Linked DNA regions of Homo sapiens: region 2 is linked to region 1. A link is a contact called in ENCODE Hi-C or POLR2A ChIA-PET data. All regions are on one chromosome and are shown on one strand. The core of a region is the stretch at or near the end of the contact, and the rest is flanking DNA. Distances in the headings are between cores, read along the strand shown. Region 1 has its middle 28 kb from the start of MIR4261. Region 2 overlaps GRHL1 (grainyhead like transcription factor 1).

Region 1 (4,462 bases), core at 1,089-3,588:
TCCCTGTGCCCAGGTGGTCCTCCCGTGAGCACCTCTTCTAAGGACTCCAGACTTGCAACGGTTGCAGGACTGCCCTGCTGAGAAGCACAGGCAGTGCGCACAGCCTTGGACATCTGGGGCCAGTGCCCCAGCAGGGGGATGGAACTCCTCTGCTCCTGGGGGCCTGGTGTCTACTGTGCTGGATGGCCTCCCCAAGCGTCCCACCCCTCACTCCCCAGGTGCTCCTATTTGGGTTTGAGCTTTGCTAAGCACCACCCCTGCTCTGTGTTGGGTGCTGGGGCATCTCCCAGAATGCCCCACCATCTGTGACCCCATAGGAGGAAGAAGGGGCTCCGGGGCTCTCATTTGCTGAGGCCTTCAGAGGCATGAGCTCATGCCATCCTTGCAAACCTCCAGCAAAATGAGTGTCGTATTTCTGTTTACAGATGAGGAAACAGAGAAGTTAGGTGCCTTGTTCAATGCCCTAGAGGTAGTAAGTGGCAGAGCTGGGATTCAAACCTAGAAACACCTGTCTCCTTGTAGCATGCACCATGTCAGACTCTGGAGAAGCCTTTTGTGGATTGTCTCTGCCATGAGACCTCACAGACCCTAGGAGAGAGATGCTGTTTGCTACGGTCTGAATGTTTGTCCCTCCAAAACTCATGTTGAAATTTAATTGCCCTTGTAGCAGTATGAAGATGTGGGGGCCTTTAAGCGGTGATTAGGCCATGAGGGCTCTGCCTGCAGGGATGGGATTAATACTGCTATAAAAGGCCAAGTTCAGTTTCCTTCTGTCTCTCTTTGCCCTTCTGCCTTCTGCTGTGTGCTGATGCAGCAAGAAGGCCCTGGCCAGAGGTTGGGGTTTGGGGTTAGGAAGGCCTTGGACTTCCCAAGCCCCAGACTGTGAGAAAATAAATTTCTGTTCATTAAAGAGTACCCAGTCTCAGGTATTCTGTCATAGCAACACACTATTCCTGCACATTACAGACAAGACACTATTGCTGTCTGTTTTACGGGTGAAGAAATTGAAGCCCAGAGAGGCCAAGCAACTCACACAGCTGGGAAGTGGCAGGGACAAAATCAGATCCCAGTCTGTCTGTCTGGAGCTGTGATCACACTGCCTGCTGCCTCCCACCAGCTGAGCACACAAGAGGCCCCATCAATCCTTAGGGTTGCCATCCTTCAGGGGGCCTTGCCTCTGTCTACAGGACAGGCTTGGCGCCACGTGACGAGCTGCAGTTCCCTTTAGAGGTGAACCCTGTCCTCCCCGGAAGGAGGCAGCCTTTTCTCTTTGAATCTTTTTTTTTTTTTTTGAGATAGAGTCTCGCTCTGTCGCCCAGGCTGGAGTGCAGTGGCGCGATCTCAGCTCACTGCAAGCTCCGCCTCCCAGGTTCACACCATTCTCCTGCCTCAACCTCCAGAGTAGCTGGAATTACAGGCGCCCGCCACCACGCCCGGCTAATTTTTTTGTATTTTTAGTAGAGACGGGATTTCACCGTGTTAGCCAGGATGGTCTCGATCTCCTGACCTCGTGATCCGCCCACCTCGGCCTCCCAAAGTGCTGGGATTACATGCGTGAGCCACCGCGCCTGGCCTTCTCTTTGAATCTTGATCACGGCCTCCTACCTCCCCTCGGCTGAGGCTAACTGTAGCAGGGCGTGGGGTTCAACAGAGAAGAGCAATTAAGGCCTCTGAGCCATTTGTGCTGATTTTCCTATTAAGCTGTTGTTACCATCCAGGCTGAGGCGGCCAGACTTGGGATAATGACTGGTTTTGCAGATCAGCAGGGTGTAAAGGAGATTCTGCTGTTGGTAAACAGTTTGGCAATTTGAAGAGCAAATTGTGGCCTGCACGAGGAGCGGGGCGGATGCCAGGCTACCCCCGTGGAAACACTGGGGAAGGAAGCAGCGTCTGCAGCGGGGGCGAGAGACTGGAGGGAGAGAGGTGATGGCAGGAGGCAGGCGGAGTCGGCATGGACTGGGTGCCATCTCCACAAACTTCCAACCCTGTGGCCGCCAACGTGCTGGGGCTGAGGGGTCTTGTTCTGGCATTGTGGTCCGATGGGAGACAGACACGTGGGTGGGTTCTTAAATACAACACACGACCACAGTGCGACACCACTTCACACCCACCAGGATGGCTCCTACCCCAAATCGGAAAATAACAAGTGTTCGTGGGGATGTGGCGAGGCCGGAACCCTTGCGCACCATTGGTAGGAGTGTAAAATGGAGCAGCTGCTGTGGAAAACAGTCTGGAGGGTCGTCAAAAGATTCATGGCAGGATTATCAGAGCATCACAGAATTCTCATATGATCCAGCAATTTCTCTTCCGGGTATACGTAAAAAAACTGAAGACGGGGACTCAAGCACATTTTTGCACAGCTGTGTGTACAGTAGCATTATTCACAATAGTCAAAGGTGGAAACAACTCAATTGTCCATCAGTGATGAATGGATAAAAAATGTGATGTGGTCTCTCCATACAGTGGAATATTATTCAGCCTTATTAGAAGGGGAGGGAATTCTGACGTCTGCCAGTACATGGATGATCCTTGAAGACATGAACCTTGAAGACATTAAGTGAAATACAGCAGTCACAAACAGACAAGTGCTGTGTGATTCCACTCCTGTGAAGTGCCTACAGTCGTCACATCCATAGAGACAAAGGCAGAATGCTGGGTGCCGGGGCTGGGGGGGTGGGGAGCTGTTGTTTAGTGGGTAGAGTTTCGGTTTGGGAAGATGAATCAGTTCTGTGGACAGATGGTGGTGATGGTTGCACAACAATGTGAGTGGACTTCATGCCACTGACCTGTACACTGAAAAATGATTAAAATGGTAAACTTTATGTATATCCTGGCAATGACAAAACAGTGCCCAGACGGGAATTCCGGAGCCCCAAATCTGCACAATGAAGCTGCAGCCAATTCCTCTGGGGGTGGGGGGGTGGCGGTGACAGGTTCTAGTAAAAAATACTTGCTTTGAGGACTGGTTAACTCATTCATAAACCAGCAAGCGCTGGCTGCACCTGCTCTCTGTGGCACCCTGGGAGATGGCCAGCTGTGGGCGCCCGAGGGTGGGTTTCAGCACCACTGCAGGGGAGGAAGAAGGGTTGGGGGGATGGGGGTGCGAGGTCTCCCCAGGCCTCAGAGGCCAGCGGGCCCTGCTGCCATCAAGGGCGAGCAGGGGCTCCCTGCGGGGGGGTTTGTGCCTTTCCCGTTAGGCCCTTATCAATAGCGCAAGTAATTTCAGGTTTGGCTGGGAAAAATTCACTCAATCAGCTGGCGTCTATCATTTCCCCATAATGACTGTGTTTTTCTCTGGCTGCGAGATGCCCTGAAGCACTTATTTTCTTGAACTCAGAGCAGCTGCAGGGTCCGACTGTGGGAGCTGCCTTGGCAGGGGTCACACTTCCTGCCTTTTTCTTTCTCCTGCAGGAATTTAGCTGTCAGCGCCAGGCGAATCGGGTCCCTGTGGCGGGTTCCTTCTCCCCAGCCCCCTGCTCAGCTGTCAGGATGGAGGCTAGATGTCACCTCTGCCGTGGGCCCCCCAGAGGGGAGGTGGTTAATCAGGGTGATGATGATGAAGATGGCAATGACCCCTTTGGGGTGCACAGCCCTTTACTACTGACACCTCCTATTCCTGCTTGATATCTCATTTGAAGTGCACAGCCCTTTATAGTTGACATCCCCTATTCCTGGTTGATCTCATTTCATCTTCACAGCCATCCCAGGGGTTCAGGGGTTATCCTTATTTTCCAGGGAAGGCTCGGAGAGAGTCAAGAAATGCATCACCCAAATGGCCACCAGTACAGACGCTCTAACACCGGCATGACTGATTCCATCACAGAGCTCACCCCATGTAGTGGGAGTTAGGGATTTTGTGGCTTCTCATCAAGAAGCCTTTTGTCCTCCATAAAACAGGTGTGACATGCCTTCCCAGTTGGCCTCCCGGGCATGGTGAGAACAATCAAAGAGACATGGTGGATGGGGCGGGAGGGCATGAACTGGGAGGAGCCATCTGATGGGAGAAAGGGTCAAGGGTGGCACGACTGCAACTGACCTCCAGCTAATTCACTCCACCTGCCTCAGGACAAGTTCCAACGCTGGGGGTCAGCCTTGAACACAGGGAAATGGGGGTGGGGCGCAGGCATCAGGCCAGGGTGATGGGCCATTCACATTTGTTATAACGGAACAAAAACCAGCGATTTCCTCCGAGATACAATCAAGCAAGTTTCCAATAGCAGCCGATGTCACAGAGGGGAGCCGCGCAGAGTGAATGGTGGAAACACTGATTGACACTCTTATTGGGAAGAGGCCAGAAGAAGCAAACATTAACACGTGGCTGTCAGAGGGTTGACCAGACACTGGGCCTAGTCCTCGCTGTGCTCCAGGGCTGGGGTCAGCAGGGCTGATAACCTCATTTGCAGAGTCCATGGTGACCTGGAGTCATTTCATTAGTCCCTTTGTCAGAGGCGTTTGAACCAGA
Region 2 (4,462 bases), core at 552-3,051, 230 kb before region 1:
TTTTTATAAGCAGGTTGTATATTTACTATGTTAGTATGCTACCACCTTCTAGAAAAGGCAGAAGGTGGTTTTATATTCTGTTTTTAAAATGTGGTCCTTATTATATAATAATGCTAATAAGATCAGTGGGATTTTTATTGCCTCTTTTTGCTCTCAGCAAATTTATTTAACAGAAAAATAAGCTACCAGTTCATCCTTAACTGGAGCACTATGTAAAGAAATCTGTACCATCCAGAAATTAATTCCAATAAGTCAAGCAAAATGATTAAATGTAATGTTTTTAAATATGCTTCATTGCCTGATTTTGGGCCGTGTTTGTTACTAATATGGTTCTTTTGAACTTTGTTGTTGTGGGTTCAGCTGCATGGTACTATCGGTCTTTGAGCAGTTGATATACAGAGTACACGAGTGTCTTTTTCTAGGACTCTGAGTACACTTTTTCTCTTTTTTCTTTGAGGGAGTCTCACTCTGTCACCCAGACTGGAGTACAGTGGTGCGATCCCAGCTCACCGCAATCTCTACCTCCCAGGTTCAACTGATTCTCCTGCCTCAGCCTCCCGAGTAGCTGGGATTACAGGCATGCATCACCACGCCCGGCTAAATTTTTTGTATTTTTAATGGAGACAGGGTTTCCCATGTTGGCCAGGCTGGTCGTGAACTCCTGGCCTCAAGGGATCCACCCACCTCGGCCTCCCAAAATGCTGGGATTACAAGCGTGAGCCACCGCGCCCAGCCCACTTGTTCTCTTTTAAGTGATGATGCATATTTCTAGTTCCATCTTCACTTTGTGAATTCTGCTTGGTTAGATCTGCCACATGGTTGATACCAGGCCCTTGGACTGAATCACAGCCTTCAGTGATAACCTTGGCCATATAGGAGAGTATACTCAAGAGTAGGGCCAACTTGGGTTTTTTCTTTCATTTCCTTTTCCTACTGGACAAAGGGAAAATACCCTTGTGTCTTTGCAGGCATGTGGTATACTCACAGATTTTCTCAGCTTTCATTTAACACGACCACATCCATTATAAGGAGAAATTTTGCTTTTTTTTTTTGAGACAGAGTTTCGCTTTGTCACCCAGGCTGGAGTGCAGTGGTGTGATCTCAGCTCACTGCAACCTCCACCTCTCAGGGGTTCAAGCAGTTCTCCTGCCTCAGCCTCCCAAGTAGCTGGGACTACAGGTGCCCGCTACCACGCCTGGCTAATTTTTGTATTTTTAGTAGAGGTGGGGTTTCACCATGTTGGCCAGGCTGGTCTCGAACTCCTGACCTCAAATGATCCACCCACCTCGGCCTCCCAAAGTGCTGGGATTACAGGCATGAGCTACCGCTTCCGGCCGGAATTTTGCTTTATTTGTTTTTCAAATAAATGTTGTTCCCTGTGATTTCATAGAATTAAAAATAATTTTAAGACTAATCTTTTTAGAAGAAACTACTATGATAAGCCTCATGAATATAGTAAGTAATGGGGTTCCTGTCCAGAGAAGGGAGAAAGGCTTCTTCTTCCATTGGTCAGGATAAGAGTTAAATATTTTAAAGAAGATTGGAAAACAGAATCATATCTTGTCTTCTCTTAACCTACAGGGAGCTGAGCGGAAAATCAGGGATGAAGAACGAAAGCAAAGCAAAAGAAAAGGCAAGTGTCCTGACCCCAGCTCCCAGGTGAATGCCTGTAAGTAGAAATGTTCCCGGCAAGCTTCAGACCTTTTCCATTGAGAATGGTGGCTGGAGTTTGCACGCAGAAGACAGTGGGTGTTCTTCCTGTTCTGCAGTGTGGCACTGCCTCTTCCTCAGATCAGCAGCAGATGCCAGCTCAGCGGGAGGGGTTTTCCTGGGGACTACAGGATAGATCCCTGGGTTTTCCCGACCTCAGCGTTTTTGGCTCTCAGTTCTAGTTCAGACTTCTGTTTCCAGTCTTGAAAAATGACAACACGTTCTGCATGAATCACTGTTAAAATTGGGACTTATCTAGATTTTTTAAAGTAATAATAATGGTCTTGAGAATTCAAGATGTCTTAACTCCAAGTAAGATCATATTTTGTATCTAAAGTATAGTATTTTAATATTTGCAGAATCTATAGGGCTTCTGTTTGGACATTTCACCAGGAAGGCTTTGTTTTCTTTTTTTTTTAATTGTGACCAGTATTCATATTCACAAAATCTTGTATCTAAAATGAAGAAAGTGCTGTTCTGTGCCTGTAGGGTTCCATCTGTAGTACATGGGCTTCTGGCAGCTCTTTTGAATGGTCTGTCTGGCTCAGCAGACATTTGCCCTGCAACACCTTAGTCAGGATTCTCCTACTGGTATCAAAGTACAAACTCCCAGTGACACTTCAGAGAGCAGCTGACTAACTAGGAGACCTCATTACTGAGTACTTCAGGGCCAGCCAGATCATTGGGGAAGATGGAGTCTCTAACTTACTAAATTAAAAATTGGATGGGCATGCTTACACTTCACCTCATTGTCGAGTTTCTTGATATGTTCTGAAGTCAATGGGTCCATGAGTGTTGGAATGTAAATTATTTAATGAGGACAGCTGAGGTGAAATTTCTTCCAAATTATGTTTACACAATTATACATTTTAGCCTTTCCAATGAAAACTAAATACGCTCTGCCTCTGTCGCAAATCTTCTGTGGATATGCGTCTGTGTGTGTTTGAAGATACCTTTTCCCTTTTGATTTGATAAGACATTCAGTTGATTTTAGTGGAAATACACACAACAAATTCCTTTACATAAACTGGGATTCTTAGGCAGGCAGCGTGCCCTGTTGTATCTTACAGAGTGCTACACTTGGAGTATCTTACTCAGAGGCGAGCACTCTGTGGCCTGCATCCAGTCTGTATGTAATCCTTTGACCTTGGCTTCCTCTTTTTTAATTTTTTTTTTTTTCAGTTTCTGATGTTAAAGTGCCACTGCTTCCCTCTCACAAGCGAATGGATATCACAGTTTTCAAACCCTTCATTGATCTCGATACTCAGCCTGTCCTCTTCATTCCTGACGTGCACTTTGCCAACTTGCAGCGGGGCACTCATGTAGGTAACCAGGATCCCAGGGGAGGTTACCAGGAAGGAAGGCATGGCAAAAGGAAATTCTTTGGCATTATTCATGGGAAACAGAAGCCAAAATTGAGTGAGGTTTGACCAGTTAGTCAGCTCTTTGGAATATTCTGCTGGGGTGACATGATGCCCGTGCAATAAAAATGGTAAGCATCGCTGATTTCAAGGTGCAGTGCAGCCTGTCAGCTTTATTCTGTTTGTATTCATTCATTCATTCGTTCGTTCTTCATACCTACATATCCTAGCTCATTTAAAAGATTCTAGAATAGTAGCATAATTTGGAGTTTGAGCCTGTCATCTTTTTAAACTTAACTTGGGGCAATACCTAGGTTAAGGAGCTCTTATAACATAAGAACATCCGAAGGCTTTTCTCACAGTTCCAGTTACTGAGCCGTCCTTGCCACGTGTAGTTACCAATGGCCATGTCTTGGCAACTAAAACTAAATTTTAAAAAATGGTCACGCCCTGTTTTGTGGCAAAGGCTTACAAGGGATAGAAACTTCAGTAGAATGAAGCATGGTTTTATGCTGAGTGCAAATAAATATCAAAAAGACAGTCTTTCATGCACTTTGTGGACAGATTTATAAGGACTAAAGATTCGTCAGAGTTCTTGGGGCCATGGCCAGTACATTTAGTTTCTAATGGGAAGCTGGAGGTGAGCAGGGGTTAGCACACTGTTTTTGTGAAGGGCTGGGCCGTAAAGGTTTTCAGCTTTTGGGGCCCCGTGGTCTCCACTGTGCTGCTCAGTGCTGCCGAACTAGTGCACACATGGCCATAAGCAGCATGTGAATGAATGAGCGTGGCTTTGTTTCAGTAAAGACTTTATTTACATGAACTGGCTTTAGACCAGATTTGGCCCAACCACTGAGTTAAAGGAGTTCAAGACATCTGTAAGAATCTGTTATTGAAAACTAAGGCTAAAGGATTTTATATTAGATTGGTGAAATTCAAAATTATTTCCATTTTAGGAATAATTCATTTATGGCCAAACATTTTGAGCATACATTTGAAAAGCAATCTATTCCTTTGGTCTTAGGTCCTTCCCATTGCCTCTGAAGAATTGGAGGGTGAAGGGTAAGATTTATGTTTTGTTTTGTTTTGTTTTAATAATGGAAATGATTTCAAACTTGTAGAAAAACTGCAAGTACAGTACAAAGAACTCATTTTTCCCTGAGCCATCAAGGATAAGTTGCCAGCCTGATGGCCCATCACTCCTGAATATCGTGGTATATATTTCCTACCAACAAGGACATCCTCCTGTGTCACAGTCAAGATTAGAATATTAACATTGCTTCATTAGCACCAATAATGTCCTTTATAGCAAAAAAGGATCCAGTTCAGGATCACACATTGTAGTTGTTTGTCATGTTTGTTGATCTTCTTCAGTCTAGAACTAAGCCACTCCT

What was found. A loop is a pair of places that touch in the nucleus more often than their neighbours do. ChIA-PET counts read pairs that join two places held with the same protein, here RNA polymerase II (POLR2A).
Region 2: a map of mesothelial cell of epicardium shows a loop between it and region 1 (30-fold over the local background). The contact joins two enhancer-like sites. A Hi-C loop is called at or near these places in 1 of 168 maps with a recorded cell type or tissue (mesothelial cell of epicardium). POLR2A ChIA-PET finds 5 or more read pairs at or near these places in 1 of 52 experiments (WTC11).

Annotation. Positions count from the first base shown.
Region 1 is chr2:10,218,278-10,222,739 of GRCh38, forward strand. No RefSeq gene overlaps it. Among named protein-coding and RNA genes, the nearest start is that of MIR4261, 28 kb to the left of the region's middle. Within about 2 kb of position 2,339, at least 2 of the 41 ENCODE cell types and tissues checked have a DNase peak (open chromatin) inside an H3K27ac peak, as active enhancers do.
Region 2 is chr2:9,989,115-9,993,576 of GRCh38, forward strand. It overlaps GRHL1 (grainyhead like transcription factor 1), which reads left to right. Exons shown (of 16, transcript NM_198182.3): 10 at 1,582-1,633; 11 at 2,893-3,032; 12 at 4,093-4,130. It overlaps LOC124905970 (a long non-coding RNA gene), which reads right to left. Exons shown (of 2, transcript XR_007086207.1): 2 at 3,861-4,462. Among named protein-coding and RNA genes, the nearest start is that of GRHL1, 40 kb to the left of the region's middle. Within about 2 kb of position 1,802, at least 5 of the 41 ENCODE cell types and tissues checked have a DNase peak (open chromatin) inside an H3K27ac peak, as active enhancers do.